3 separate regions of the Homo sapiens genome follow, and regions 2 and 3 are each linked to region 1. A link is a loop called in an ENCODE intact Hi-C map of the cell type or tissue named here. Cell type or tissue: K562. All regions are shown on one strand. Each heading gives the region's core, and the rest is flanking DNA. Links, peaks and the distances in the headings are about the cores only.

Evidence for each region. Peaks named below come from ENCODE experiments on the same cell type or tissue, not always from the same donor. Only the 100,000 strongest peaks of a DNase experiment are listed, where the experiment ranks them.
Region 2: a loop joins it to region 1, with 2.3 times the contacts of the local background. A loop is called at or near these places in 7 of 110 quality-filtered maps.
Region 3: a loop joins it to region 1, with 9 times the contacts of the local background. A loop is called at or near these places in 6 of 110 quality-filtered maps.

The regions. Positions count from the first base shown.
Region 1 is chr11:95,702,435-95,709,975 of GRCh38, reverse strand. No RefSeq gene overlaps it. Among named protein-coding and RNA genes, the nearest start is that of FAM76B, 84 kb to the left of the region's middle. In K562, for the core only: a CTCF peak has its summit at 4,260 (motif pointing right); DNase peaks (open chromatin) are centred at 2,635, 2,865 and 4,255.
Region 2 is chr11:95,540,795-95,548,335 of GRCh38, reverse strand. No RefSeq gene overlaps it. Among named protein-coding and RNA genes, the nearest start is that of FAM76B, 250 kb to the left of the region's middle. RefSeq lists an enhancer at 5,157-5,451. In K562, for the core only: a CTCF peak has its summit at 3,015; DNase peaks (open chromatin) are centred at 4,945 and 5,315.
Region 3 is chr11:95,360,610-95,368,150 of GRCh38, reverse strand. No RefSeq gene overlaps it. Among named protein-coding and RNA genes, the nearest start is that of SESN3, 130 kb to the right of the region's middle. In K562, for the core only: a CTCF peak has its summit at 4,271; a DNase peak (open chromatin) is centred at 4,250; H3K27me3 peaks cover 624 bases.

The sequences.
Region 1 (7,541 bases), core at 1,416-6,415:
TCTCTCTTTCTATAAAATTTATGATCTTAAAATTTTATGTATGTTTTATATCTGGCGATATTCATTAACCTGTTGCTAAACATTAATGAAAACAAGGAATTCCAGAATTTCCATAATATGGCTGGGTAATTGAAATTAAGCTCAGGGTTATTAATGGTGAGGAACCTCCAGAAACAAATAAGACAATTCCTGTGCATCAGCTCTTCCCACTTTTGCCTATACTCACTCCATCAGGCCAGGCACTGCATAAGGCATGTGGGGGATCCAGTGGTAAACATTTGGATATGATTCTTACCCTGAAGGAGCTCACAATGTATTAAGGGAGAGAAGCAATAACCAAATCAACAAAGAAACAAATATGATAATTTTGGATTGTGGTCATTTGTATGAAGGAAATAAAGAGGGTGATACGGTAGAAAGGAGACATCAATAAGATTCTCTTGGGTGAGGTCTTATTTGAGCTATGAGAAGGAACCAGCCATTTGGAGAGCAAATGTCCACTGTTTAGTGAGGCTAAAAGCATACAGGATACGTGATTAACAACTGAATTCAGAGCTCTCTTATAGAGATAAGTTCCTCTCAGGAATTATGCAAAATGCAATGAGAGAAGTCATGGAGAAGAAATGATTAGATCAAGAGAAAGGCGTATTAGGCCCAAGGCCTTGTTCTTGGTGCTGTGTGATATGAATAAACATCAGCTATCACTACTTGCCCTCCAGGAGCTTAAAAATCTGCTGGGGATGTTACCCCCAAAGCATGCGACTACTTAGAGAACCAGGCATGAATGAAATAATAAAACTTACAAGAGAAATAAATAAATAAACTTACAATTAAACAACTAGGTAGTTTAATTGATGAGTTATTGGTATTGACCACGAGCGATATGAAGCATTGTAAAGACTCAAAAGAAAGCATGCCGGAGAGATAAAAACATTTTTAACTAGTCCCTGAAAGATATGTGGGTTCTGGCTAAGTCATGAAGCCAAGCCAATGGAAATGGAATGAGCAAAACTGTGAGAAACAATATAGGAGATGGTGAGGAATCCAACTTGGTGCAGGCTTTGTACAGAGGATTAGTGGGAGATAAAGCCCAGAAAGTGGGAGGGGGTAGAGTGTTCTGGGCTTCAAAGGTCATGGCAAAGAATTTGAATTGCTAGGAATTGTGAAGCCATTGCAGCTTTTTAAAAGAAAAGATACTGTTAAAGGACATTTTAGGAAGATAAAGCAGGGAGTGGGTAATAGGTACTGAAAGAAGGCATGGAAGAGGAGGAATGTGCTCTGGTAACATGCTAAGCTCTTCCCTGCCTATGGCTTTTCATCCTGCAGTTCTCCGGCTAGATCATGCTTCTCCTTGCTCTTCAAATGGCTGGTTCCTTCTCACAGCTCAAATGAGACCTCACCTAAAAGATCCTCCTTGATGCCTCCTTTCTACCATATCGCTTTCTTTATTTCCTTCATACAAATGACCACAATCCAAAATTATCATATTCATGTATTTGTTGATTTTGTTACTGTTTCTCTCCCTTAATACAATGTGAGCTCCTTCAGGACAGTAATCATATCCAACTCTTTACCGCTGGACAAACCCCTACCCCCCAACCCCACCATGTCCTAAGCAGTGCCTGGCTTGTGTTAGACAGAAAAATAAAATAAAATAACTTATGAACAAAACTGTAATCTGGACATTATTTTTGATGGCTATTATAATATTTCAAGCAGGAGGTAATAAAATATAAAATGTAATTTATTAGGAATAGACCCAGAATGGAAAAGATAATCATGTGCATTTTCAAAAAGTAGACATGAAAAGCAAAAGAAAGATTGATTCATTCTGTCATATGTCTAGTTAACTCATTGCTTTTTTTTTTCTCTCTGAATAGGACTGTATGTCTTAGTGTCTGCCAGAATTAAGAAGGCCTCACTTTTCTGAGTAAGACCTTTATAGATTTTTTAAAAATAATAAGAACAGAAATTAAAAGATACTGAAGAACATACATTCATAAAAGTGTTTTAATCTTCTTTATTCCAAACAATTCAGTGCCGAGTAGATCCAGCTATTGTATGGTTCCCTGCTGTCTACCTAAGGGTGGAACTTTTCTCCTGTCTTAAGAATCTTGGTTGAAAAGCTGCCATGGCTTTTTCTGCAACAGCGGGAGGTGGCAGGGGGTTGCACATAGAGTAGCTGAGTGTCTGAGCCTGAAGAAGCAACTATTCTTAGGGATTGAAAGTACTCCCATCACTCTCACTGATGTTCAGCACTGAAATTGTGAAGTCCACAGTGACAATCATTCTTATTCTTCTTGTACTTTATTTGAGGTATTGCCAAGATGATCTTTAGTAGGGTAAGATACTCCTAAACACATAAAATATAACAGTAGGTAATACTTTTTAAACCCTATTCATGCATCAGTTCATTTAATTCTTGCAACAATGTTATAAAGTAAATACTATTACTATCCTCATTTTATATACGAATGCAACACAGAATATTTTAAAAATTTGCACAAGTTCCCAGTTAGTAATGGCAAAGCTGGGCTTTGAAACCTACATGCAGTTGGGCTCCAGAACTGACACACTTCACCCTATCCTGCTTGTCATGGTACTTGCTACAGGCTCTCTTCCTTGATGTGCACGTGCAGTCTAATTCCAGTGATGGGTGCGCGGCCCTTAGTGCTGTTGTATGCCGGTGCCAGCTTGTGTGGGCTCACAAGAGCTAACTAAGCACAATTTTCCCCAGTTCTGCATTCAGTGATGTCATATTAGTAGCTTATATTTTGCCATGGTGGAAATATTTACACCACAGAAATCAGCAAACACTGGAAGTTAGGGCTCCCGTATTCCCGACAGAGAGCTGCGTTATCAGCACCTCACCAGCACTCTACTGTCTTAGTGTACTTTGCATAAAAAATGATGTCATCTGCTTCCCAGGAGAATAAAAAGTGTCTGTTTTCATATGATTTCAGGATTTTTTAGGCTTGTTTCCAAAGGATCACTCATAACACTTATATGGTAGTTGTGCTTACATGGTAGTTACACTCTGTCTACATTTACATTATGCAAATTTGAGTACGTGTGCCTATTAAAAGGAAAACCCAGAGACATAACAATTTCAGTAGTGTGGACAGTTCTACGAACTCTTGCAAGTGGGGAATATTTCTCTTGGAGTGAGCCTAGATTGGCAGGGCTACAAGAGCTCTGGGGCAGTGTAATGTAGGGAAAAGAATGAACTTTGGGATCCACAGGTTCAAATCCTGTTACTTACAAGCTGTTTGACTTTGGACAATACTTTAGTCCCTCTCAATTCCATATTTTATTAGGTATATTAAACAAGAAAACCTATGATGGTTCTGTTCCCCAACACCCTCAATAATTTTTTGTTACCTGCCCCTTTCAAGAATCACTTGGAGGGGCCGGACTTCACCACCTCACAGTGCTTCTCCAGAGGGAGGGAAACCTGTTTAGGCTTGGGTCCTGATATGTAGTCTTGGAAAGATGTCAATGAGGCAGTGTGAGCAGTGACATGGATCCAGAAGCGGAGGACAGACAGCAGCAGAACTGCCTTGCAACAAACACAAGCTGATGGCAAAAACAAACAACAAAACGACTAAATGATGACATACAAATATCAGTGCAAAATCACAGCAGAAATGAACAATGACAGTTGAGCCTCAGCTCCCAACACCCAGCCCGCAAAAGTGCTAAACTCTGAAAATTGTAGCAAAGGTAAACAAGTGCGCTCAAAAACTTTCAGATGAAACTAGATGCTCATTAGAAACATTGTTTTAAAAAGAGGAGGGAGTGAAAAGGAAATAAAGACTATTCTATTATTTTCTGCCTGACTCCTTTTCTGTTCTTCTCTCCACTTCTTTTCCTTTGGGGTTCTTTCTCTTGGTTCTCCTTTGCTCTGTCTCTCTGGCTTGTTCTTTACTTCCTTCTGATTGTCTCTTGTTCTTACTTCTATGTGTGACAGGAGGTAAAGAAATTCGGGTGATAGATTCTTCTGCTCTTAAATCAAGCCATGTCTGATCTTCCTGGAAGGCATCCTAGGACCAGGGGTCTGGGTGGTGAGGAGAAATCCGAAATTCTCCTTCCAAACCTCCAATATGATCCTCTCTGCCCAGCTCCAAGGCTGGCGCTTTCTTCCTCTCAATTTATTTCACAGTCCAGGATACACTTGTCCAATTGGTGCTTTGTAACTGTGAGTCGGCCTGGGTGTTGGCATGCTTGGAGCCGACAAAGAGGAGAAACAGTAGGGGGCGCTCTCTAACCAGGGCGGGAGCTGCCAGCAATGCCTTTCTAGGCAAGGCCGGACTGCGGCTGTATCTTTCTTAAATTCGAAATCAGGAGCTTCCCAGCCCATTAAAGGAATTGACATACCTCAGTTCCTGTATCACTTGCCACTTTCACTTTATTTAGCTCTTTCATGATGTTTTGAGGAGTGAAGGCTGGGAAATTTGTGTCCTAAAGACATTATGCAAGCTTATCTTGGCAAATGAAATTGAAAACTTGATTAAGAGCTCTTCATATTCTGCTCAGATGTCAGGTAAGATGCTAGTCTTTCAGACAAAAACACCTGGCATGCCCGATGAAAGTATATTTTCTTTCCTAGCACTTAGTTTTTGCATCATATTGCTAAACTTTATGGTAATACATAAACAAATAAATACAGTCCTTTCTTAGAAGTGTGAAGAAAAATCTATTTCTGCTTGAGAGGAACCTTGGGAATATTTAGAAGACTCAGTATAAGTGGGGCATGAGGTTGTTCTCAGTAGCGTGTCACTATGGTAACACATGCCCAATAGCCTGGTCCTTGGCCCAGTGAAGGGATAGCACCTGGCTTAGGGGTTGACACAGAGTATAAACTCAGGAAGTGTTGGATTGAACATCCACTTTCTCCTTATTTTATGTTCAAGGGCGTAGGATATTTTATCTTTGTTTACTTTTCCTTTACTTTTTTTTTTCCCCCGTGAAGAATGCAGTAAAAATATTCAGGGCTAAATGGAAACATTAGGGTCACCTAGGGCAGCCCTGTGACATTTTGTTTTTCAGAAGCAGCTGTTTCCCTGTCCTTTCCTATCTTCCCATTCCTCTGTGAATTCCATGATGTTCTCTTGCAATAATGGCCCTGAACTATTCCATTCCACCTGGATCCATTGCCTTTCCTCCCTCTCCTCTCCATTAGAATAACACTTTTCCATGCCTATGAGAAATTAATATGTCAGTTCTTCTGGTACTGTTATAAATTCAAAAATTTTAAAAGTTCATAGTTACATTTTTACTTGTCCAACCACTTGACCCAGTTTTAGATTTGTAAAATATGTTCACTATATTCAAGATCCCCTGGTAGTTAATCTGAAGAAATGTCCTGATCAGTGTTTGAGTAGAAGCTAATGACTAAATTTGTAATCACCCCTTTCCCTCTAATTGCACTTTAAAAAAGGGAGCGAAGAATTTCAGGCACATGGTAGCCTGATGAAGGAGGTGATTTGGGGGTGGGGAGGCCATTTAGTTCTGTCAAATCACACCCTCTATGAGGAGAGTTACATACTGCAACAAAATCTCCTGGGACCCTTCTTCTGCAGCCTGGTGCCTTCCAGTATATAGTAGGGCATATTCAAATAGGAATAATCCTGCTAAAGCAACATTCTGGAAGGGCTGTTTCTAATATTTGCTTACCCTGATCACCAGAACCTTGGTTGTGATTTTCCACTGGGCAGATCCAGTCCAGATAATTATCCATCAAGATATTTTCTTACTGGGGGATTTATATGAGGTGTTACACAAATGAAGGAGAATAATTAAACCCATAACCAAGGAATATACTAGGTTCAACTATGTACTTAACGAGCAAATACAAACACACACACATACACCACCACCACTCCTGCAAATAATATATAGTCAAGCAATTGCAGTATTTCATATCTTAAGTTATTACAGAACTGATAAAAGGTTTATCCAGGGATACCTAAAGGAAATGTCTCTGCCTGGCCCATGTATAGATCTTTACTTCCCCCCCACCTTTTCATCTAATTCTAGTATGTGATTTTATTATCTTTTATGTGACACTATTCCACATTCCCCATAGGTTTCTATTGGAATGGTTACTTCTTGAATCGGAGCACTTAAACTACTTGAGAAGTCTCAGGCTTTCTATCTGCAATTGCTTCGAGTTTACGCCTTAACATGAGTTTCTATCAGCTGTATCTCTTTAGTTCTCATTACTCTTCTTCTAAGCACAACTGCCTGGATCTGTGTCATGCTAGAACTTTTAGAGATTTTCTTTTTTTCAGTCAGCTCACAGCACTGGTCACCTAGGAATGACTTAACTCTTTCCTGTGCTTCACTTCATTTTTTTCAGCTCTCTCATTCAGTGGAGGCAGTGTGAGTAGTTATATAAATAACTCTAGCTTTTAATTGAGAAGAGAACAAATTCCAACTCAATAACTACCTAAAAGTCTTTCCATTGTGAAAATGCCGTCAACTTAGGCATCTTCCTCCATCTTTTTGGTGTGCATAGAATAACCATTTTTGTTTTTGCCTAAAACATGCAGTTTCACAGTTATGCAAACCTGGGACAAGGTCTTTTCTCATATTAGGGTGAGAATGAGGCCAAGAGAGCAAGCAGTGCAGCCTGTGTCATTGTCTATCTGCTGAATGTTGGTAGCCCTTCTTCTAAAGAGAAACCAACACAGAGAAAACAGGCAGTATTGCTAAAAAACCATCTGTGAATGGTGCGGTAGGTCACAGGAAACAGAACATCTTTTGGGGCTCCCCCACCCCCATAGAAAGAATGCAAGACTTGGGACTATTCTATAAACTTTTCAGCGCCTTAATGGGTGGTTGCTGAGGACCCTGGGAATATAATCCAGTAAGTTTTCGCACTTATCCCCTCCCCACCAAATAAACAAGTTGCACTGGTTTTCCTAAATCTCTCTCTGAAGACTTGGTTGAAATTGAAGTGGTCAGTATTATGTTGGGTCAGAGGTTAAATTCTGGACTAAATTGGGGGAACACAGAGACTTAGAAGGATTGAGGATAAGTGATAAAGTTTTTGTTAAACTGTAAAATGCATTTAGGATTTAACATTTAAGCACCATTGTTTAGAAAATGCCATGATTCAAGCTGACATGAAAATGTGTGTGTGTGTGTGTATTCATATGGCTCCTTTCCCAGCTCTTAAAGCCTCGCCATGACTCACTGCTCTTTTTCCCCCAGTAAATAATCTTCACCATGAATTGAATTAACTGGAAATGACAGATAGCAATGTTTTATTTTATTATTACTATAAATCAGTAGTAGCTAAAGGATGTTTGCTTGGTAGGTCTGGACTCTTTAGTCTTTGAGTTTCCTGAAGGTCAGAGGTTTTTAAAATTCAGAAGGGTATTAAGTGTGGGTCCTGAGGTTATCTTTCTGTTTGCGAGAGGGATAGACTAGAGATAATACTTTTTAAATACTTCTTTTTTTTTTTTTTTGACAGAGTCTCGCTCTGTCACCCAGGCTGGAGTGCAGTGGCGGGATTTTGCCTCACTGCAAACTCT
Region 2 (7,541 bases), core at 1,048-6,047, 160 kb after region 1:
GCTTCATGATTTCAAGAGCTACAGACCACCCTGCTTTTTACCAAAGGTAGGATTTATTTGCAAATTGAAATGGTTTGGATGGCTGAGCAGACATAGTTCCTTGGTCTTTGAAGGAGCTCAGAAGGGTTTGCCACAACCTGCAGACAAGGCCATGGGTGTGGCAAGGCAGTGGTTTTAAAAGGTAGGGGGGTTATGTCTCTGTTTGAACTTGCTAGAAGGCAGAAGATTTAAGGATGTCACCTTAAATGACATCCAATAATAACTTATCATAACTCTAAAAGAAGCACAAAGAAGAAAAAAATCCACTAAAATAAAAAAGATTTTAACAAATAACCATTTGCAGAAATTACTTGTTCTTGTTCTCTTTAAGTAGCTATCTTTAAGGGAGAGATTGTCTTTGTCTGGGTTTCTCTAAAATCTGCCTCTGAGACAAGCATTTGGGTGCCAGTATTTTATTTGGAAGGAGGTCCTGGGAAACATGTAAGACAGTTGGAAAGTTAAGCAGTGGAGACAGAAATGTTAATAAAGTATGTGTTAATAATCAAGTCACCATTAGGGCAAGTGAGACAAACCTATCAGGGTTCATCTGAGAGACTATGTGTTAGCTGGGTCCTGCAAGAAACAGGCTCCAAGACAGCATCAGATGTGCAAGAGATTTGGTAGAACAAATGCCTCTGAGGCGGAAAAGAAATGTAGCGGGTGGAGGTGGGGAGAGCGATCAGACCACAATGGAGGTGTCCCCTGTGAAAGACAAGGAGAAGTAAAGAGGATCACACAGGATGACTCTCAGACTACAGTGCAGTTCTAAGAAAAGTTCAGTCCAGCCAATAAGAAGCATGGGGCCAAAGCCATCTGCCAGAGGAGATCCACATCTCTCAGAAACGGGCTTTGCTTCAGTGTTCTAGCTGCTTTTAGTCATTGGCTAGGAGCTAATGTGTGTGAACTGTGACTTCAGCATGAATGCAGCCTTTTCCCTCAGGGGCATTTCCCACAACAAGTCTCTTACAAATGTAATCCCATGTTATCGTCTACTTCCTAAATAATCTAAATGAACACAGTGGTACTGAAAGCTGTCCAAGAAGACAGACAGTAAAATGAGGCCTCAGGACTGGCATACTCATACTCACTGGACAAAGAGGATGCCATCCTGAATGGTAACTGGGGCCTGGGTAGTCCCAGGCACAAAGTGGCAGCTCATTTACTAACAATGTCACCAATGGTGACATGGAAAAATGTCCTAGTGGAAGAGGTCACCACTGTGGGTGCAACCATTCAGGTATTTGAAAGATCTGGGGAAAAATGCCTGCAATGACAGTGGAGTTGGCTGGAGACTGCTAAATTATACTGATACCTCAAAGAGCATGAAAAACAGAAGGTTATTGACAAGTAGTAAAAGGCTAAATGTGAGAACCAGAAAGCCTTTTTGGTAGCTTACAAAGAATCACTCATCTTTAGCAGTAGAAAGCACACACAGCTGAACAGACTGAAGTTCTGATAGAGTTACAGGGATCAAAGGACATATGAATGCTAAGTTAAGGAAGATCTGTTGTTTTAAAGTTACGATCCTGGTTAGGAGAACTTTGGGACACTGAAACATGGGATAGGGACATCTGAATGAAGGTTTTGAGGGCATGGGTTCTGCAGACCTCTGCATATCCTCAGAGCCTGCAGAGGTGGTTCATTCATACCTAGCAAGAGCTAGCATTTCAATGCAGTGGAAGACACTGCAGAGGCCTCTTTTCGGCAAGGCAGCAAATGCCCTCCTCAGGAGCTTCCCCAGTCTCTTATGCTGGCTGTCAGGCAGATAACTAGGGTTAAAAGCCACCATAACCCAATAGGGAGTATGCTGAGCCTGAAACAGATGGACAGAAACTCTCTACCTAGGAATTTTCATGAATTAGCTAGCACGTGCCAGCAGAAGCAAATGCAGTATCATTGAGATTGAATTTTGAGAGTACTTGATCAAGAGAGCTGTAAAACTGCATAAACAAGAATTCATTCATATGGGGGCACTTTCTTTGGACATAGGCTTTAACATCCCAGAAAGAACCCCAGAGAATGGGATAAACTTGCTGCTAGGGTGGCTCTTAGAAGCTCAGAAAAAGTGATAGCTAATGTTGAATGAAGCAGAAGTGCCTAAGTTGCCCTGAAAGAGCACAGAGGAAGAAACAAAGAGGTTGAGGAAAGTGAGAATCCTGACATGGATATATTCTGTAAGACCAGAAGATGCACTAGAAGAGTATGCTTCACAGGAGGGTCCAGAGGACATACCTTGCATGAAGGCTGCCAGGCATGCACAGGTGAGAGGCCACCAGCATGAGTGAGAAGTTCAGTGGTGGCTATCCTCTGCAGGCTGATGGTAGTAGAGGTAATCACCGAGTTTTTAATAGCTATGGGAATGATATAGTCCCCAGATAACAAATATCCGGTACAGCACTCAACCACCAGAAGGCAGGAGCCCACAATTACCATAATGACAGGCAAGGAGGTTGACACAGAAGGAATCGTGGAAATGGTTAAAAGAGCTTAGCATCCGTGTGAGCAAGATAGACGAATAGCCAACAAAGATGCTGCTAAACATCTACGACCAAAAAGAAAAAGAAAGAAAGAACAAATTAACGGAAGAGCAGGACACTGACTGAGGGTGGTCACCCAGTAAAATGTCATGATCCTGGACCTGAGCCAATTTTCAGATCAGAAGCTCGTTTGCTGAAGAGGAGGTCAGCTTTCTAGGAGACAGGGCCCTAGGATGCCACGGCAGATATAAATTATGATGATTCTTTGAGTTTCCTCCCAAAGGGATTTATAGCTATTATTAGATGACTGTACACTGTGAAAATAGAGGTACCCAGATTTTTTTTAGGACTAATGGACAGAGGGTCTGAGTCAACATAGTTAGCTGAAGACCTAAAGCACATTATGGCCCCTGTGTTAGAAAGGGAGCTTAGGGGAGCCAGGTAATATGGAGTCCTGGCGAAAATGTGGCTCCCAGTGGACTCAATAGGTTCAGGAACCCACCTAGTGGCCGTTTCTCCAGTCCTAGAGTGTATAATTAAAACTGATATACTGGGCAGTTGGAATAACCCTGACATTGGGTCATTTGCTTGTAGGGTAAGAGCTATTACAGTGAGGAAGTATAAGTAGATACCTATGAAACTGCCCATGACCCTGGCCTAGCTAGTAAATCAAAAGCAATGTTACATCCTCTGTGGCATGGCAGAGGTTAGGGCCACCGTTAAAAAGCTGCAGGATGCAGGAGTGGTGGTAATCATCAGGTGTCCATTTAATATGCTAGTCTGGCTCCTGCAGAAACCAGATGGATCATGGAGAATGAATGACTTCACTGGCATAACCCATTCACTGAAGGCATAGCCTAGTAGTAGCCCCAGTTGCAGGTGCTGTGCCAGACATGTGTTGTAGCTAGAAAAGATTAATAAGCCTTTAAATCCCTGGTATGTAGCCATCGATTTGACATATGTGCTGTTTTCTATTCCAATTAGAAAAGAGGATCAGAAAGACTTTGCATTCATGTAGAACAGACAGCAATATTCATAAGATCTGTTGGATCATATGGCTGAAGTTGCAGGGTTTTGCCTCAGGGATATGTTAGGTCTCCTGTCTTGTGTCATGATATATTCATAAGAGATATGTATAATCTGAATATCCCATAGATAACCACTAATATACAATGTGGATGACCTCATGCTATTCACACAAGACAAGCAAAAGTGACTCATTTGCTTGAAGCCTTCTAAGACACATGAGCTGCAGAGAATGAGTAATGAACTTTATGAAGATTCAGAAAAACTGTCACTTCATTGAAGTTTTTAGGGGTGCAGGGCTAAGGGACATGACCTCCAAAGTAAAAGGCAAATCAATGCATCATCTGTCTTCTACCACAAAGAAGGGAATACAGCAGCTATCAGACCTCTTTGGAATCTGGAGTATTCCACAAACTAGCAATACTACTCCAGTTCACTTAATGAAGCTGCCAGCTTTAGGTCTAGAACAGAAAGGGGCTGTGCAGCAAGCCAAAATTGCTGAGCAAGCAGCCCTACCATTTTGGCCATACGATAGAGCAGTCTCTGTGGTGCTGGAGGTTCCCGTGATGGGAAAAGACCCAGCATGCAGCTTATGGCAGCTTCGGGGAGAGAATCACAACCTTTCCATCTACAGCAAAGGATGATGCCTTTTGAGAAACAGCATCTGTTCTATTGCCCTGGTAAAGACAGAATACTTAAGTATGGAGCATCAAGTGACCGTAGCAGTGGAACTGTCCATTATGAGGTGAATTCTGTTGGACCTCCCTAAGTCACAAAGTCAGACAAACACAGCATTTATTTATTGGAAGATGGAAGTGGTATGTTCAGGATAAAGCCTGAGCAGGATCTGTGGGCTTGAGTATCTATCTGTCTCAGCAGGTAGCCCAGACTCCCATGTCACTGCCTCAGTTGTACCAGCTCACATATATTGGGTCAAGAATGCCCCATAAAACCAGCTGACAGAGGAGGGATAAGGCCGAGCTTAGTTCACGGCAGGTTGGTACATGAGTACAAGCAGCTGCATTATAGCCACATTCAAGGGTGGTCTTGAAAGACGGTGGAGAAGGGGACAATCTTCTCAATGGGTGAAGCTGTGAGCAATGCATCTGGCCATCCACTCTGTGTGGAAGGAGAAGTGGCCTGAGGTGAAAACGCATGCAGGTTCTTAGTTCATGGTCAATGGCTTTGATGTCTGGTCAGGGGCCTGGAATGAAAAGGGCTGAAAACTAAGGACAAAGAGGTCTGGGGTACAGACTGTGGGTGGATGTATGCAGTGGGCATGAAGTGTAAAGATTTTGCTTTATATGTAAACATCTGCCAGAAAGCATCCTCCATGGAAGACATGCAGAATACCCAGTAGACAAAATGACTCAGCTAATTGACATAAGCCAGCCTTTGCTATCAGTCCCTCCAGAACTGACACTTTGTACACATGAATGGAGTGGCCAGTGGCACAAAGTTACATGTGGGCCCAACAAGTGACACTCACTTACCAAACCACTAGCTCCTTCTGCCTCTGCATATCCAACCTGCAAGCAACAGTGAGCAAGGCTGAGTCTCTGATATATCCCTACTGCTCCAAGAGACCATCTCAGTGTAAGACAACTATATTGGAGCCTTCTATTCTGAAAAGGCCAGTGCTTTGCCCTCACAGGGACAGATACATATTCCAGGTATGGATTTGCCTTTCCAGCCCACAGAACCTCAGATAGCACCACTAGCCAGGGCTTATGGAATATCTGACCCACAGACATAATCTCCGCACAGCAGAACAGCCATCTGGGAGACTCTGTCATTGCAAAGCAGATGCAGGGGTGGAGATATGAGGGCTGTATTTTCATAGCAGCCACAAGAACATAAGTTAGAATTGTCCCACTGAGGGGAGAGAAAGCTGGGTTATTAAGCACAAACACCAGTTCCTCGCTGGCTCAGTGTTGCTCCTCAGGTACCAGCTCTTAGCCTGTCCTGCCCTACTCAAACTGAGCATGATTTCATGGCTGTTTGAATGCCATCAAGCAAAGAGACATAGGAAGATATCCACAGGCCTGGGAACTGTCTGCCTGTGACCTCCAGAGTAGGTTGAGGGGGTATGAACAAGGCAGCAAAGGTATTTTCTACATGTTCACAAAATCTGGGAGTCATTTGTGTTGCATGGTGGCAAAAGTCAACCATACCCCAAACTGGATGTGAGGGGGAAGCATATTTTTATTTTACCTGTAACTAATCTATACTTTTCCTGACCCTACTCATGGTGAGTGGGAAACATTATTAGCTAAATGTATAATCTGGCTTGAGCCTAGTCTGATTCAATAATTTTAATAATTTAAAGCAGGACTTTCAGGTAGTATTAAGTCTTTCTGTGGTATACATAGCCTCTCCATTACCTGCCCAAGCATGCTTACGATAGTGGAAAACAGTTGACATCTCATGCCTCAAGGCCTCTTCTCCTCTGGTCTCTGAGGTGATATCCCTTGTCCACCTATACTCTGATGGCATTTGAGTCTGGAGTCTGAGGTTGGGGTAACTTCTAGATTGCTGCATTGCTAGTCATAACTCTGAGGCTATCTTGACCTCTCCATTGCTCCTGCAGGTGCCGTAGATCTATCTGGTGATTCTCTGTGACTATCACTCAAACTTCTACCATAGCAAACCCTTCAATGAAGGCTCTCAGCTATTGTCTTGCCAAGGCTCCTCCAACGAAAGCCACGGATGGCCCAGAAACATTGACCCCAAATCCTTCTCTCTGCCTCCCCATTCTGTACCACCCAGTTTACTTTGATGGGGCTATAGACCAGGCTGGTGATGGACTGCTCTGTCCTCAGTATTGCTCAGTCCAAAGCACTGCCCCTCCTTCATCTTCCGTCCACAGGATGTATATGGATGCCGTTGGATCCTTATCTTGTCTCTTCCTTCCTATCATCACTCTAGGATGAAAGGGTGATTTTTCCCCAAAGTTGTATTTTTCTTCCTCCTACTTCTAACTCTGGTCAAGCCTTAGGTGGAAATCAGGCTGAGAAAACTATGCACTGATGCCTCCAGGCTTGGGCTTTGAGAGGCTAAAGTTCAAGCTAAAGGAATTTTGGAAGTCTTCTCTCAATAGCCTGCTTGCAAGTCTTCCTGGTCTTGCAGCAAAATCCTATTTTTTAATGTCAGAAATGGAATTTTAATTCAATGTTTGTCTTTTTATGGCTACTCCAGCAAGTCCTAACCTTCTCCCAAGTAGATGAATGTTGGAGAGTGGACCAAGGCAAGAGATAAAATAACATTGCTAATATTAAAATTATTACTCCTATTATAATTACTCAAGAACAATGGCAACAGTCTATTAACCTTAATTTTTCTTGTGAGAAAGAGAGAAAAATACATCATTACTCAATGATGTTGGAGGGTCCCAGAATTTTCCCAATGGTCTTTCATAAGAGACTGACTTCAAAGGAATTTAGGGTTTGGAGCTAGCTGCTTTGAGCTACAGTCCCAGAACCCCTACAGATACATGGTTGGTTTCCCTTTCAAGTCAGAGAAAAGAGAGATAGAGAAGATGCTGTATTACAGATTCAAACCTAGTCCATCTTTCTCTAGGATCCCCATTGGACACATCTTTACATTCATGCTGGCTGCCATGGTAACTCCTGGCTACACGTTTCTCTATTCTAACCAGCCTGATGGATACTATGCAGGCAATTTATTATTATTTTTTTTTAATTTCAACTTTTATTTTAGATACAAGGGGTACATGTGCAGTTTTGTTACATGGGTATACTGCACCCAGATAGTGGGCATAGTACCCAACAGGCAGTTTTTCAACTCACATCCCTCTCCCCAATTCCCTTCTCTAGCAGTCCTCAGTATTTATTTTTCCCATGTTTATGTCATGTTTTCTCAATGTTCAGCTCTCACTTATAAGTGAGAATATGTGGTGTTTGATTTTCTGCTCCTGCATTAATTCCCTTAGAATTATGGCCTCCAGCTCCATCCACGTTGCTGCAAAGGACATGATTT
Region 3 (7,541 bases), core at 1,164-6,163, 340 kb after region 1:
ATAATTTTTAGGCTGGACACCGCCTACTTCGGTGGTCTAATTTAGGCCATGTGCATGCATTTGGGGGATGTGTCTGTTGCTAGTATATAACATTTTCACATTTAGATCTCTTTAATAATCTTCATTTGAATAGTAGTTCAGGCAAAGGAAAAAGAGACCATGTTTGCGTTGATGTCTTTCAGCCAAACTCTGCCACCCAGGAGCTAGCCAGTGTCTGGGGAAATTCGCCAGCCTGGACTCTGGCAATAAAACAGCCATTTATCCTAGGCCAGAAACAAACCTTTCCAGGCCTGAGGTAAATTTACATAGAAATAAAACTTAAATGAGGAAAATACTACTGGGGCGATGCTTTAAATTATTTACATTTGTTCATCTCCAACAGTAAAACAAAGCTTCAGGGATGCAGACCCAGAGACAGTATCTTCCCGCTGAAATACAGAAGAAACATTTTGATTTTACTACTATTCCCAAATATTCTAGAAACCTAGCCAGGCGTTAGAGACAATGGAAAACTATTCTTGCTTTTAAAGATATAGTTAAGTTAATTTGGCTGCTGTTAGATTGTAGAACTCTTGAGTTTTTAGAAAGGCAGGGGTGGGGACCAGGGAACGTGACCAGGAAGAAATTTCACTTGTCCCTTCTTGAGATCTAAGAAAGGAAGCACATCCTTCTTAATGCCCTGTTTCTTGGGCTGACCACCTATCTGTTCAGAAGGTTGTCTCTAGGGAGCCAACTGTTCCTGCTGTGATTTAAGTCTGTCTTCTCCATTCCAGCAATGGGAGTTAGGGAGAGTTAATTAACTGGTATGGTTTGGATCTGTGTCCCCACCAAATCTCATGTTGAAATGTAATCCCCAGTGTTGGAGGTGGGGCCTGGTGGAAAGTGTTTGGATCATGATGGCAGATCCCTTACTAATGGCTTAGGGCTATTCCCTTGGTGATGGGTGAGTTCGAGTGAGATCTGGTTGTTTAAAAGCGTAGCACCTCCCACTCTCTGTTTCTTGCTCCCACTTTCACCATATAATCCATTGGCTCCTCCTTTGCCTTTCATTATGATTGTAAGCTTCCTGAGACCTCCTCAGAAGCCAAGCAGATGCCTGGTGCCATGCTCCCTGTACAGTCTGCAGAATCATGAGTCAATTAAACCTCTTTTCTTTATAAATTACCTAGCCTAAGGTATTTATTTATAGCAAGAATGGCCTAATACACTGGCCTTATTATTTTTTCCTCACCTGAAACTTGAGCTGAGTAAGGAATCCTTGACTGCCAATGAATCTATAGAACTCTGTTCACAGAGAAGTACATTTGAGAATCAAGAAAAAATCATTTTTAAAATGCAGGGGACCCAAATTGTTGAGACTTGCCCAGAGACAGCAGATAATCAATGGCAAAATCAGACCCCAAACTGCTGGCATCCTGAGTTAGTTGCTTCTTCTTGCTGCTTAAAATCGTTACCTGACTTTGCTAGGTGACTGGGGATGAGCATTCTGAGCAGAAAGAACATTGTATACCTAGAAAAAGGTCTGAAACAGCATAAATGTTTGGAGAGTTTTAGAAATTTAATACAAGCAAGACAGAGGCATAAGGACTGTGATGGAGCCATTGGAGAGCAGGCTAGAAATCAGCCTTGTAAGCAGGATACAAAGTTTGGACTTGGTATTTGTTGTGACTCTTTCAATTACAAGCTAAAGAAACCCAAGACCAAACTCAGCTAAGTAATGGTAATAATAATAATGGTTAACACTTAGCAATGTTCTAAGCTTTCTGTATGCATTAACTCATTTGGAACTCATTACAATCCTGTGAGGGTGTTATTATTATGCCCATTTTAGAGATGAGGATATTGGTATTCAGAAAGGTTAAATAATTTATCCAAAGTTACATAGCCATTAAGTGCCAGCACTGGATTCTAACATGGAAAATATATTGACCCCTGTGACTGGTAAAGTCCACGAGTAAGGCCCACTTCATGGGCAACTAAATCATCCAGGAGCTCAAACAATTTCCTAAGGCTCTGTCTTGACTGGGTCAGCTTCTTTTCATGCACTGCCTTCACATTTGGAGAGATTCTCCCAATGTGGAGAAAAAGAAACAATTCGTATTTCAGAGCAAGAGTGAGACCCTTTCCTTCCCCATACTTATACATGACAGTTCTTCTTGGCCTCTTCTTGCCCATTCTGAAACTCATCACTATGGCCAGGTGCATGGAGGACATAAGAAGGCGGTTGGAGCTGGACCAACCACATGAATTGGGCTCTCACGAAAAGACCCATTATCAGAAGAGGTGGGGTGTCGCCAGTTAGATGCCCCACCGGAGGATATAAAGAGGGGAGGGCACAATCGAGTTTGCACTTTAGAAAAAAATGGTGTCGCAGATGGATTAGAGGCATGTAGAACTGGAGACAGGGAAGCCAGCTAGAAAGCCGACCAGGTTTTCCAGGTGGGAAATGAATCCAAGGCTGTGGTGATGGCAAGAAGGGAACAGAGTCAAGAGGTATGTAGGAGATACACTTGGATTTAGGCCTGGAGGAAGAAGAAGGAATTAACGGCAACTCCGAGGCTGTGGTATTAACTGAAATTGAGAAAACAGGAAGTTGAGTAAGTATTCAAGGGAGAGGAAAGACAGTATTTAAGTTCATTTGGGGATGTCTTTGCATTTGGACTGTCTTTCCTGCTAGAGAGTAACTTCTGTGAGCCAGAGACCCCATCTGCCCTGTTCACTACAATATCTGCAATAACCATGTAGCACCTGGCACATATTAGGCACTTCCCTATTAAATGCACAAAGAAAGGTGTCTACCTGATATCCAAGTGCATGCACCAGTCAGGTTGTTGGAAAGTCAGAAGAGATGCCCAGCCCCACAGTGTGAATTTGGGGGTCACAGGGATATGGGCAATAGAGAAAAATGGGGGCATTAAAGAGATGGTTCAGAGTGAGTGTGGAAGGAGAGACTGGGCATAGAATGCCTGCATGTAAGGGGCTAGCAGACGAAGATGAGCCTGGGATCTGTTGGAAAGTGAATGATGAGAGAAGGAGTAAAAGAAGCCTAGGGTGGTAACAGGGAAACTTGGTGTGGAAAGGGAGAGCTGACAGTCAGAACAATGTCCACTCTTCTACTTGCTAGCTGTGTGAACTTGAGCAAGTTATTTCACTTCTGTGTGCCTCAGTTTCCCTCTTTTAAAATGACAAAAATAATACTGCCTATCTTAGGTATAGTTGTGAAACATTTTAAAAATAAGTTATTTTTTAACTTGTAAAGACACAGTACTTGTCTCAATATTTACCTAAGGAGTGAGTCATGCGTCATACTGAATACCACAGAGGGGCCAAGCAAGACAAAGACTAAAATGTGCCCACTAGATTTGGCAAGTTGGATAGAGTTGGGCCCATACAAATGAACAATCTGCAAAGCTGGGAATAAAAGCCAGATTGGATAAATTGAGAGTGGGTGGTAAGGAAGTAAATACATTATCCGCTGTATTTTTTTCTCCTGGGCAAGTAGCAGCAGCTAATATGTTTTGCTTATCTGTCTTATTTATTGTTTATCTCCCCAATTAGAATGTAAGATTTATGAGGACTGCGACTGGATCTGTCCCACATGCTTAAGAGCATGTTGGCACATAGTCTATGTTCAACAGAATCTGTTGAATGACAGGACAGGACAGATGGATATGGTGGAGTGGTGGGACAGGAACTAAGACTATTTATCAGAGCATCCCCTTCCCCCAGTAGGTTCTCCCTTATGGCTACATATCAAGATTGCCTGCAAAGTAGTAATCTTTAGCACAGATTCCCCAGGTCTCCTTCCCCAGACACCCTCTGAAGATACATCTCTGGTTGGGGGTGGGGATCAGGCCCAGGGGGTGTTTTTTTTAAAAGCTCCCCTAGTCATTAGGATACACACCTGGCATCACAACTACTACCCTGTACCATAGTTTGTGATGCATAACTTAATATGGAAATAAAAAGAAAAAAAGTTATTCGAACCCTCAGTCATCATTTCTCTCCTCAGGATCTGAATCAAATTCCTATTTTTTCAAATGTGTTTATATTTGACAACTGAACAACTTAATAAAAAATTCCAAGGGTAACAACTCAAAGAAATTCTCTTACAAGAAAGTCTGGGTAGAAGGAATGGATTGGGCCTCGAGGAGAAAAGAAAATGCCCAGAGCCAGTTTCTCTGTGGCCATGTAAGCCAGCCGTCAATCACAGCTCACACCTGCCTTCCGCTCTGCACAAAGAGGCCAATTGAGATGCGTCTGCGCCCCCCATGGGAGGTATGGGAGCCTGGACAATGCAGGCTCGGAAAGGCAGGAAAGCATGACAGATGTGACAGAGAATTATACCAAGTTGTCTAAGCGGCTAACAGAGAATTCTCAGAAACTTTGGGCTAGTGTTGAATTCTAAGAACATACAGAAATACATGTTCAAAGAACGAATAAAGTGAAATTTCTCAGGGAAACAGAAAAGAAAAATTTTTTTGCCAGCGAAAATCATGGAATCTGGTCACTAAAAATAGAACATTCAGGAATAAAATGAAGAGGATCTGTTTTATTAGGACTTCATCTTATGTACGTCTCTATGACCAGTCTGTAACTGATTGCGCCCTCTGGCCTCATCTCCCATGATGTGCCCTGGCCTCACCTGGTCACAGAGAGCCTACCCTCTGATGGCACTGACTTTCCCACCTTTCCCATGACAAGCAGCACATGCTGTTTCATGTTTCTGTACTTGAAAAACGTTTCCCCTTCTCCATCCAACAAAAGCTTACTCATCCTTCCAGACCTACCTCTGAAGTAGCCTCCTTTGGGGAGACTTCCCTAATTGCTTGGGAAGAGGCAGTTAGCTCCTTGCTCTTCTCTGCACTTCTTCTCCTTTGCTCAATGTCAGTTTTGTGCAATATCAAAATCTCATGTTGTAATTATTTGTTTATTCCATGCTTCATTAGGATGTGGCTTTTCACAAATGGAAATCGTGTGTTAAGCAATTTAATGGGTACTGCCTATGTGCTAGATGATAACATTTATTTCTTTTCCATACAATAATCCTGCAAAGCATAAGATTTCCATTTTACAAATGAGAAAACTGATTCTCTGAGTGTTCAGATAAATTCCCTGAGGTTAAGTAGTTGATAAGCAGTAAGCTGTATGACTCCAAAGTCAGGACTTTTTCTACTATAATAAACTGTCTTTCTTTACCTTTTTTGTATGGGCACATGCTTGGTACCAAACAAATGAGTGAATTTTATTTATACTAATTTTTATAGGAATTATAAGTACCTTGAGAGCAGGACCATGTCTTTTCCTTTCAATCCATCCCTGGGACTAGTTCAAGGTATATACACTCTCCCTAAATATTTTGAATGAGATGGCTCAAAACATGTATAAACAGATTCCATGCTACCAAGCCTATATAATTAGTATGTGATTGTTGGAAACAAGTGGGTATATTAGCCAGTTGCTACTATAAAAAGAGCAACTCTGCATCAAATATATCAAAAGGAAATCCCTTCCCAATATTAAAATGCGTAGTCATCAACAACTGTATCCAACAGACAAGCCATTTCGTACATATTAGTAGACCTTTCAAGTATCAAGTTCTAGCTGGCTCACTAGGATATGGCTTTACTTCACATCAGATACTCCATAGCCTTACAGAGACTCTGTTAGAGAGGAGACAGTAGTAACAATCTTTCATGTCCACATCATCTTTCTCAGTTTTCCTGTGTAGATATCTAGGGTCTTGCCCAACTGTATGTGAGAAAGCTTGGTAAGAGTTCACATTCTTTTGAGGAAAACATTGACTCCAACATTACCTGGTAACCTTTCCGGTGACTCCATATGCTGAAGTTGGTTTGTTTTTAATGCAGCAAACACTTACCTAACTTCTCCTTCTTTCTCTCTTGGAAGAGAATATAAATCCAACTCAGCGTCTCAAAACAAAATGACAGCTTAGCTCCCATATAACTGCATATACTTTAGATACGGGATTTTTATGCCAGGCAGCTGGCCCATTCACCCTACAGTTACCATGGTCATTTTTTAAAATATAACCCAATCATTTTAATTGTCTGTGGTTTGGCCCTGGCCTAATGCTCCGTTAAGTAATCAATTTGAGAGCTCAGAGAAATCGGTTAATTGTGAAATGTAGGGTTCATTCTCATTTTTCAGATCCTATTTCTATATTAAGTTAGATGATAAGAAAGCAAAATTCCTGGGCCATATTATCACCTGAATTCATTCCTTCATTCAACAGATATTTACTGTACATCTCCAAGGAGCAGCAAAGCACAGGGGTCAGGAGGTCAGACTCTGGAACCAGACTGTGAGTTTACCTTCTAGCTTCTTTATCTGCTAGTTCTGTGACCTTGGACAATTTACCTAATCCTAGAGCTCCACCTCTGTCCTTCTCCTATGAAAGGAGGGTAACAACAGTATCCACTACAAAGGGCTATTTTGAGGCTCAAATGAATCATTAGATATAAACACTTAGAAGAATTCCTAATGTTTAATAAATTTTAGTTATTATCATTGTAATTATTATCCTATTATTATTATTACCATAAGTCAGACATGGTACAGACTTGGTACGAGGTGCTGGGGATACAGAAGTGAGAAAAGTACATCAGTTCCTGGCCTCAGGGAGCTTATGTCTAGTGGGGAAGACAGACACTAAATAATGACACCAGTGAGTGAGTAAATGTAAACTATGGTAGGTAACCATGTGATAGGTTACTAAATGTAAACTATGGTAGGTAAACATACCTACCATAGTTTACCATACTCACTCACTGGTGTCATTATTTAGAGTACAAGGTGCTCTGAAACCCTATAACAAGGGGGCCTGTCCCAAGCTGAGTGGGAGATGATGGCTCTTTTGATGGAACAGAAACTGAAAGGAGGAGCAGGGTTAACTGGATGAAGGTGAGTGGACTCCTGAGAGGACCATTCCAGGCAGAGGGAACAGCGTAGCAAAGTGACTAAGTGAAAGGCCAGTATGGCTGCAGGCCCAAGGGGTTGCTCGCAGTAAGTGTTATATGCACAGACTTCTCTTGAGGTTGTTGACAGAATAACTATAGTGTCTTTTTAAGCTATAGCTCTAAAAAATGGTTTAGTTCTACAAATCATTTCGAACGGTACTTTTCTTTTTCCACATCGACACAGCACTGAGAGCTATGTAAGCGCAGTGTGCTCCCTTTTGGTCTAACCACAAATAAAGCTGGGATTTAGTTTACTGGCTATAGCTGCAAGAATTAGGTCAACTCAGATGCCTTGTAACATCTATTCCCTTACTCATTTTATAAGGTTCTATTTTTATCCCTTATTTCCTCATTTTATTTTGAAATGTTAAAGGGCTCTTAAGTCCTTTTGGAAGTTGGCAGGATATAAATCCCCAAATGCATAAAATAAAATATATTGATTATGAACAGCTTAATTGGCTAGAGCCTGGTTCAGGAGAAAGAATGTAGTTGCAAGTATGCGGGGCCCACAAGGAGAAAGATCTCGAAAGGGTGTTCACAACCTTTCAATGGGATTGCTTC